2 separate regions of the Mus musculus genome follow, and region 2 is linked to region 1. Evidence: chromatin loops called from intact Hi-C (ENCODE). Cell type or tissue: left cerebral cortex. All regions are shown on one strand. Links, peaks and the distances in the headings refer to the core of each region. The heading gives the core; the rest is flanking DNA.

Evidence for each region. A loop is a pair of places that touch in the nucleus more often than their neighbours do. Peaks named below come from ENCODE experiments on the same cell type or tissue, not always from the same donor. Only the 100,000 strongest peaks of a DNase experiment are listed, where the experiment ranks them.
Region 2: it touches region 1 in a loop (2.3-fold over the local background); 2 of 42 quality-filtered maps call a loop at or near these places.

The regions. Positions count from the first base shown.
Region 1 is chr8:14,322,607-14,327,151 of GRCm38, forward strand. The region is part of intron 3 of Dlgap2 (DLG associated protein 2); the gene reads left to right. Among named protein-coding and RNA genes, the nearest start is that of Gm26184, 52 kb to the left of the region's middle. In left cerebral cortex, for the core only: a CTCF peak has its summit at 2,468 (motif pointing right); DNase peaks (open chromatin) are centred at 1,193, 2,144, 2,427 and 3,511.
Region 2 is chr8:14,087,951-14,092,495 of GRCm38, forward strand. It overlaps Erich1 (glutamate rich 1), which reads right to left and starts at 2,377. Exons shown (of 6, transcript NM_001034862.2): 1 at 2,291-2,377. The coding sequence starts at 2,312. In left cerebral cortex, for the core only: CTCF peaks have their summits at 2,363, 2,570 and 3,356; DNase peaks (open chromatin) are centred at 2,472 and 3,290; H3K4me3 peaks cover 1,697 bases; H3K27ac peaks cover 1,170 bases.

The DNA.
Region 1 (4,545 bases), core at 139-4,138:
TGCAAACACACACACACACACACACACACACACACACACACACACACACAAAAGACATTGATGCATAGATCTTTGAGCACCTAGAATTAGTGTATTGGAGGCAATATGGTTCTGATTCCTGGGTAATCCATGTGGAATGCCAAGGTGCAGACATCTCAGGGGCTCACATCCTTGCTTCTTGGTAGTTGGGAAGCTGCAGGTCCTAAGAGGTAGTACTTATTATCCCTGGAGTGGTTCAACATGAGGGTGTGTTCTCTCCAGATGTTTTTATCTAACAGAGTCTCTGCAGAAGATGCCAAATGTATAGAACCTGTATCAGTGGTCCTTTCGGTCGTTTTGTGCAGTGTCTGAGATGTAGAAGTTGTGTATCTGTTGCCATTACATCAGGAAGCCACTGGCAGGGCTAGTGCATTTGAGAAATGCTAGAAGAAATGTCCTTAAATACAGATGTAGGCATACTGGCTTATAGCCTAAATTTGCCACTGTCCAACCTGGAGATGATGTTAACCTTGCTCTCCCATGTCCCCAGATTTACATTAGTCAGCTGTGCGGGATGGTTGGAATCTCTCCTGACTTTGTATCCAGGAATCCTAGGATATACCTGCTTTCATGTTCCTTCTGTGAACAATATCTAGTAAGTGCTTTCAACCATGCAACTTAGGAGGATCACAGAGTGCCTGCCCCCACCCCTACAGTTCAGGCTGTAGGACTGGATGGTTTCATTCCCAGGGAGCCTCCAGCAGCTCATCCTGTTGTTCTAGATGGCCCAAGGACACAGACCAAACTACTAGGCTGGGATTGATATGCTGTTTTGGAAGGTCCACTGAGAAAGGACCAACAATATTCATGAAGACAGTTCTCACAGCTCTGTTAGTACCCAGGGGCAAAGGCATGAGGTACACAGCATCCCTCTCAATATGCTGACGCCTCTTTAGGACAGAGCATGGCTTGAGGACATTCAGGACTACCACCACCAGGACATACCCATGTTCCTTAATTACATAGTTGTTGCATCTTCCTTGTAAGTGATCACCGAGCAGAGTAGACAAAAGGAGGACTCACAGTGTAACTGACTCTTTTCTGGTCTTAGAACAGGGATGGACCATGCATGTCTTTCTACACCCACCTTTGTCTCTCTAGTCAAGAGCCAAGATAGCAGAGCATCCTCAGGATAATTGCTTCCTGTGCGTGTGCATCTAAATGGGAGGCTTAGCGGGAACAGATGCTGCGTGGATCAGGCCTGCTTTCAAATAAATCATGGGAGGAAGGGAAGAGCAAATATTTGCAAAGGGCTTCACACTCTGCACAGTATTCCCACGTATTTGTGTCCTGATGGTTTCTGTGTGGACTCTGGCCTGATGTCCCCCTTGACCTTGACTCCAGCACCACCTCCATGAAGGCCAGGAGGAAGAAAACAATCTGAGCATGTGGCCCGAGTTTAGGAGTCCAGTGTGACTGTCACTCCTTCATTCTACAGCTGACAACCTCTGAAGTTCACTTCTGACCTGATCGGTCTGGGAACTCAGCTTCAGGAATTTGCTGGGAGGCTGGGACATGCCAGTGACTCCTCGGAGAATTGTTCCTATAGCTTTGAAGATTGTTGTCATTAAGTAAAGTGGCCTGTACACTTAGCTTAGAAGTAGGTCTAAAGGATGCCCCTTTCCCTGGTTTCCAGAGTCAATGTATTAATAGAGAGAAAACTTTGCAAATTGATTGAGAACATTGCTGTTTGAAGGAGAGAGGGCTGATTCAATTTTTATAGAATTTTCATAATAATTTGTAAATAAACCTTTTAAAAAGTCAATCAACAGCTGAGAACAGGGTATCTTTTGTTAATACATGTCCCCTGCCCCCAGTGGACATGGATTTGTCAATGGAAACTATTTTAAGACAGCTCTTATGTCTGGCGTTCTGAGTGTCCTACTTCCTAAATCTATGGCATCGGTATAGGGTTATACAAGTGCCACAAGGTCACCCTTGGATGTCATGATGCTAGTTCTCAAGCTCTGCCTCCATTAGGGTGTCCTGTAGGGTACAGAATACTGCAAAGGAGCTACCTTTCAAGGGCTATCATATAACTGAGAGGATCCTGGGAACACAGTGCTTTGAGAGCTCCCGGCCAACACAATGCAGCAGGATAGGCTCTACCTCCCTGGCTCTGTGTTCCCGGCTGCCCTGCTAATGAGAGCTGCATTATGCATCACTCTGAAGACATTAGCACCTTGTGCGGTTTCCGATTGTTCTCTAGTCTTGACTACTGGATGGATCATCGTTTCTGGCTAAGAGGTAGAATGCACTCTGAAAACAGATTCCTGAACCCAGAGGCAGGAGCCTCAGCAACATGTGGCTGAAGTGGTTTGAAGGGAGATCGAGATAATAGTGTGCTTGCTGCTTGCCCACAGCCTGCCAAGCACCACATTGGGTATGTAATGACTCGTGATGTGCAGTCGGCACCATAATCCACCAGGAGGCAGTTTGTCATCGTATAGCAACTGTGGAAATCACGTTCAGATTCTGGTTTGCATTCTGAATCAAGGTGAGCCTTTTCACAACACTTCTTTGGGCATCCCCTGTTGCCTCACAGGTCTTGGCTATTTTTTATACTCAGTTGCTGAAACAGAAAGTTGGTTTGGGATTGGTGCCAGGGAACTCTCCCTGGCCACACAAAAGCCACATCATTGCTAGTGGTCAGTGCCCCAAGGCACCACAGGGAACTGGATGGAAGGCCCCTGAGCAGAGATGGTTATTCATACATACTCAAGCTCCTGAAAGCCCATCCTTCCGTTGCTCTGTGTGCGTGTATGGGTGGGAATAGAATTACAGAGCCATAGAGCCCCGCTCTGAGACTGGCTCGTTGAAGGACTGTGGCTGCCTCTTGTGCCACCCCTCTTGTTGGTGGCTCCGGTCACCACAGACTGCACGATGAAGAGATGAACTTTGACAAGTCTGCCAGGTGTTTGGCATCCTCACTGTGCCCCTCCCCCACTCTGGTATCTTTTACTGAACCCTAGGCTTAGTGGTTGCCCTTTAAAATGCATCTGGCAAACAGACAGGGCGGGCTGCTTATTTGCTGAAGTATTTCCCTCCTGGACTTACATCAGCCTGCAGGGCCACTGGTTTCCATTATTTCTAATCACGTCTTCCGCGAGGAAGCTGTCATCTGCCCTTTGGTATATGCAGCTTCCACAGGCCTGGGTCCCTCTTGTACCTCAGAACTTTCCCCAGAGACCAGCCTTCTTCCCAATGACCCAGTAAAAAGAAAAAAGGACAGAAATAAGGAAACTCTTAATTTCTTTAATGCTTTTGGGAGATAGTTTCCAACCCGACTATGATTCTGTGTTTGCTATTATCGTTGACATTGTACTCGACGCATCTTAAGAGGAGTCCTTGTCTTCCGTGGCTTCAGAACGCAACAGGATATTTTAAGTGTTTGCTCTAGCTTCCAGAATTATGGACTTCTCCCCACACTGTGCCCACTGGCCTACTGTCTGGCTGAAGACTAAACTTCCACATGCTTCCTGCTCTATTCTGGGTCCTGTGTGTGCTGGGGAGTTACCGTTTTCTCCACGGTTTCCCCAGGCTTGTGAACTGGCATGCAAGCACGTATTTTTCCATGACCAGCACTTGTGAGCACTCACAACAGAAGGCAGGTCCCAGGCTGTGCTCTCCCCAGATGCAGGTCAAGGTTTTAAAGTTGAAGGAGCAAGTGGATTTTCATTTGGGGGCTCCTGGAATTGGCAAGTGCTAATATCCACAAACCTGAGGTCCGGTCCATGGGTCCGTTGGAAGCATGTGACTTTTCATCTGCTCTCTGAGGTTTTAGACAATCTTGCTTAAAGTTCTTGGGTTTCCTTTTCTTTTCCTTCTTCCTCCTCTTAAGTTGTTTTACTACCTGCCTAACTTCATTTCCTTAGCTATTCATTTTATAGAATGGAAAAGAAATGTGATTTCTTTTTTTGTGTGTGTCACATTTCTCTGGCAGTAGCAGGTGGCCTTCCTTTTTTTTTTTTTTTTTTTTTTTTTTCTGTAGGTTTTGATCTAAGTGGCTCTAAAGGGCTGGCCTCTCTGCAACCCCACGCCCCTGCTTCTGCTGAGCCCAACATTTGGCCCCAAGGGCTCTGCTTTGCTCTCCCATCTCTCTTCCCTGCTGTCCTAGAATCTGTACAAGATGTCCAGGCTGTGTTGGACCCCTTCTCCTGCCCCAGTCTCATGAGGACCAAGGCTTAATCCCACTTGATTTGAAAGTTAGGAAACAATTGCTTGAATGCTTACACTGATACTAAATTTTCAAGATTTGTTTCATTACTTAAAGTAAATTTCAAGTTTAGTTGATGTCTAAGAAATAGATAACATTGCTCAGGTGCTGGAATACTCAAAAGTCAGCATCTATTTAGGCTTCCTCACCAAATCAGAGTGGAGTCCTATTTAAAAGAAAACAAAAAACAAAACAAACAAACAAAACTAAGTAGATCCCAGGGGGCAAAAAATTAAAAAGGTTATCCATAATTTTTCTCATACTTTTCCTAAATGGATTTTGATTCACGT
Region 2 (4,545 bases), core at 284-4,283, 230 kb before region 1:
TACCCATGCAGGAGATAAGCCCCAGGTAAGGCTGCAAGAACTTTCATTGGGATCTGTCAATACATTGTAGCAGGAGAGAGAGCAAAGAGTACTCCTGGACCAGGTGGGCTGGTCCTGTTCCAGACTATAATGGAAGCTTCGTCAACTGCTCAGCGTACAGCACTGCCTTCTCACCCAGACAGACTGAGCTAAGAAATGGCAGCTGCCACCCACGAGGCAAGTCTGTAAGCAGCACTTAGAAACTGAGGCCATGAGATAGATTATGATTTTTGTACCAAGAATTCTACTTTTCCAGTTCATTGTTTTTCAATCAGACAAATTTGGGGTTCGACATAAAGACGCAGTGACTGGAAAAGATGTTCTGGACCAACGGTTCTTAACCTATAGGTTGGGACCCCAAAAGGGGTCGCCTAAGACTATGAGAAAAAACAGATACTTACATTGTGATTCACAACAGTAGCAACATTTCAGTTCTGAAATAGCAACAAAGTAACATGGTTGGGGGTCACTACCACCTGAGAAACTGTATTAAAGGGCCACAGCATCAGGAAGGTTGAGAACCACTTATTTTCACGTGTGGGTTCTGTGGCTCTACAGATGGGAAGGCTATCAAAGAAAAACTGCTGCTCACATTTCCTTACTACCCCTGTCCTGTGGACTCAAACTTTCTGGGCTGGGGCTTTAGGGTGGAACGTTATACTATTTATAATATTTTTCAGGTCCTTGGTATTTCTCTTTGTCCTTCAAACACGAAGTCTTCTCCCTACACATCTGCTGCTCTTTCTCTGCAGGCAAACAAAGGAACTTGCTGCCTCGTTCTGCATGACATCATGTGGGTAACCAGATCAGTCAGGTTCTTCCTTTAGGCCTCCTTCTGTGGTCTCCTCTAGCCATAGCAGTGTTAACGCTGCCCAATCCAGACACTGCGGCTGGCCTGAAGCTCTGATCTAGGTCTCTTTCGGTATCTTATTCATTACCAAGCTGAGTCTTTCCTAGAAACCTTTCTTCCCATCTCTCTCATGCTTTCCCTCCCTCCTCCATCCCCATATAACCACCATGAGGCATCCTAGCTGGCCTTCTCAGGCTTAAATGCCTACTTCCAGGTTTATGTTTTGGGTTCACAAGCCCCACTCTTTGGAAAACACAGTATCCTTCAACTATTTACATTTTACCTGATAATTCTGTCATATAGTCTCTTCAACAGAAAAAGAGACTGTTTTCAGAGAGTAGTTTAGTGTCTGATTAAAACGACCAAAAGCTTTCCTGCATTTTACCTTAATTTACTGAGGTTAAAAAGAGTCTTAAAGTTGGCGAGGTGCTTTATAGATGATATAATTCCTTGCATTTAATGCCAAGTTTTGAAGCATCTCGAACATAGAAGGGAATTCAAGAAGAGAAAGCACAGGGTGTGGCGTCAACCCAGGAAACAGCTGAACCTATAAAGTGTTTGTATCCTCTTCCTTGCAAGGATTAGAAAAAGGTTTTGCTGCTCAGTAAAGAACACTTATGTTCATCTTGAAACACAACATCAGATCAGACTGTTTTGAAAGGGTTATATCTGTCCTTTCTGATCCCTGAGATCATCTTACTTCCAACCCCCCCCCCCGCCCCACCCCCATAAAGTTTGATGAAACTTAAGTCACTGAGGCTGAAGTGGAAAGTCGCTAGTTAAGGATGGGGACTATACTAATTTGTTCATGGTTTTCTTGCTTGCAGAGAAATTAGTTTCCTGCTTTTTAAGCAGATACTTATTAACTATATACAGTTGCCACTAGCCGTCTCCTCCACCTCCCTCCCATTTCACAAGAGAGAAGCATGTTTTAAACACAGAAAAGTCTCATATTCTCTACTCCTATCACATGAACTGCACTTCAGGACCTCAGGGTACTAACCCAGAGATGACTGCAGGCCTGGCTGCCCTAGGTAAAGGCAATCCTCCAGACTCTAGGTCTTGTGTCCTCCACCCACCACCCCAATCCCCATCCCCACGCGCCAGCTCCGCCCCAGCAAAGAAGATCCCAGAGTCCGGTGAGGCCTCTGCTCCACTAGTGTGGTCCAGGGAGAACGAAGGCCCCTAAAAGCTGCGACAGCGCCAGACCCAGCCAGCAGGAAGGGGAAGCCACCACAAGAAGGGTACCTCAGGGCCCAGCATGTCCCATCTTGCCCTAGACACTCAAGGTCCCTGTAGCCCCTACGATCCCTCAGTGCTCAGGGCCATCAGCCTACCACGTCCGCCACCCCTGGGTATCTCGGATCCAGTCTCCGTTCGCGTTCCGCGCTTCCTGCCTACCCTGCTTCCGAAGAGAAGACATACTGGACCCCAGCCGGGATCTCTGGCCCCAGCCGCCACCAGTCGCGCGGCGCTTCCGGATTCCTCTCGTGTAGGCCCGCCCACAATATTAGGAGTGCCTAATCCGGACCCGAATTCCCCGCCGCTGGATGTCAATCATCCATATTCGGGGGCGGATTGGTTCGTATGCGGCCCGGGCGTGGCTTAAACTCTGCCTCTAGGAGCCTGGCTCTGGAGCCTGCGCGGAAGGCAGACGGCCTGAAAGCTCTGCTCCTGTGGTTTGCGGTTTGCCCCTGTGATGGACGTGGGCCAAGACACAGCTGGGGACAGTACCGGCTCTGCACACTTGCGGAACTTGGAGTGCAAGCTGGAGAAAGGTTGCTGAGGAGAGAAGGAAGGTCTGGAGGCTTGAAGCAAGGCAAGGTTCCCCAGACACCTGCAATCCGTTCCGCGCGCCCCTCACCACGTCTGCCAGTTGTACCGCTGCACGGCTGGAGATGCTCCCATCTGTTTCGCGTCTACGAATCCCTCTCATTGTGTCGTCTTCCACTTTGCTTTTAGACCAGCTGTGTTACCGCGCTGGAGCCCTTGTTCCCTGTTGACATTGAGTCTTCACCCTTGAACTGCGTCTTCAGAAACATGACTGCCAAGTTCCTACATGGTCTGCAAGCTGGTGGTAACGTTCATGAAAGGTCAGATAGAGGAGCATGACCAAGAAGACTGTAAGGACCATATTCCAAAGAGATGGGCTCTTTGAAGGGAAATAATGCAGGAGCAAATGATTTGGGTTTCATCTTTGAGAAGATGAAAGAGGAAGACCTGATGTTATGAAGAGAATGCTCAAAACATTTTTAGAGCCTATCTAACGCAGGTTTGGATCTGGAAGGAGAGAAGGCGCGCGGTTGTTGCTATTGCAGGACTCTCTGGAACACTCACTCGGACATCAGTGAGAGTAGAAGCGAAGAGATGTCGCAGATGGACTCAAGCCAGGGTTGCTCCTGAAAGGCTTGGTTGGGCTCCAGTCTGTTGTTTGCGTTTTATACTCTAAAACCACAAGGTGGGGTGGGCAAGCAAGCGAAATTTTACAGATGCCTAAGAGGCAGTCAGCAGGTTGTTAAGGGTAACATAGCCCAATGTTTCTGCTATTTCTCCAGGTCGTTATGTTCCAAGTAGCCAGTAAAGACATGCTTGTCAAATAAGCAGGACAAGCAGTGCTTTGAATAAGTCATGAAATGAATCAATAAATCAGTATTTAATAATAGGTCTCTGCTGCTTTCTTCTACTTTACTGGTAAAGATCATGGAAGAAGCAACTTCAAACGGAGATGTGTAAAATTGATGCATTGAGCTTCGAAGTGAAATGACCCAATGTAAATGTCAAGGAAGTGGCTTCTGTCTCTCGGTTAAAAGGAGGTTGTAGCAGATGAAGCAAAAGTCCATTGCTAGCCCATTGCCATAAGGGAAATGTTGATCGTTAGCATCTGAGTTGTGACATAGAAGGTTGTGGGAAGAGTAGTCAGAGTGTGGATGTGTTTGCAGGCAAAGCAAAGGAAATTTTCTGACTCATCAGATTGGTCTGTGGTAGAAAAGTGAAAGTTTAGAATGGGTTCAGAGTTTTGGTTCAGAAGCTGAAAAGTTGGGGTTTCAGGATCATCATGGGGGGCCTTTGGGAAGCCCTTTGTTAACTTGTGCTGTGTGGCTTTCGATGCATAAACTTAGGAGATCATGGAGGGAACCAGCATGGCCACAATGGTGGTTAAGAATTGAGCCACAAAGACTTCTGGGCTTTGGAAAACTGAGAGATGAGGAGACCTAAGACTGACTAGAGAGGATGACCAGTGACAACTGTCCTGTGGCCACGTCAAAGACGAGATCCCCTGATTCACAGTCGTGTTTGTTCAGGGCAGATCTTTACCACCTTTGGAATCCTAGGCACAAAAGCCTGCCGGTTAAGGAAAACAGAAGGTGCTGGATGTGGACCACCACGCCAGCTTCTACACTCCCAAGAACTCCAGCAAACACCAGGATTCCTGTATCACGCTCAGTTGACCACAAGCACCATTCACTCAGATGCCAGGCTAGCCATGTGTGATTTGTATATTGTTGCACCAGGGAGGCACCATTTGGAGGCCTTGTTGGAGTAAGTGTGTCACTGTGGGTGTGGGCTTAATACTCTCACCCTAGGTGCCTGGAAATCAGTCTTCCACTAGCAGCCTTTGGATGAAGACGTAGAACTCTCAGCTCCTCCTGCACCAT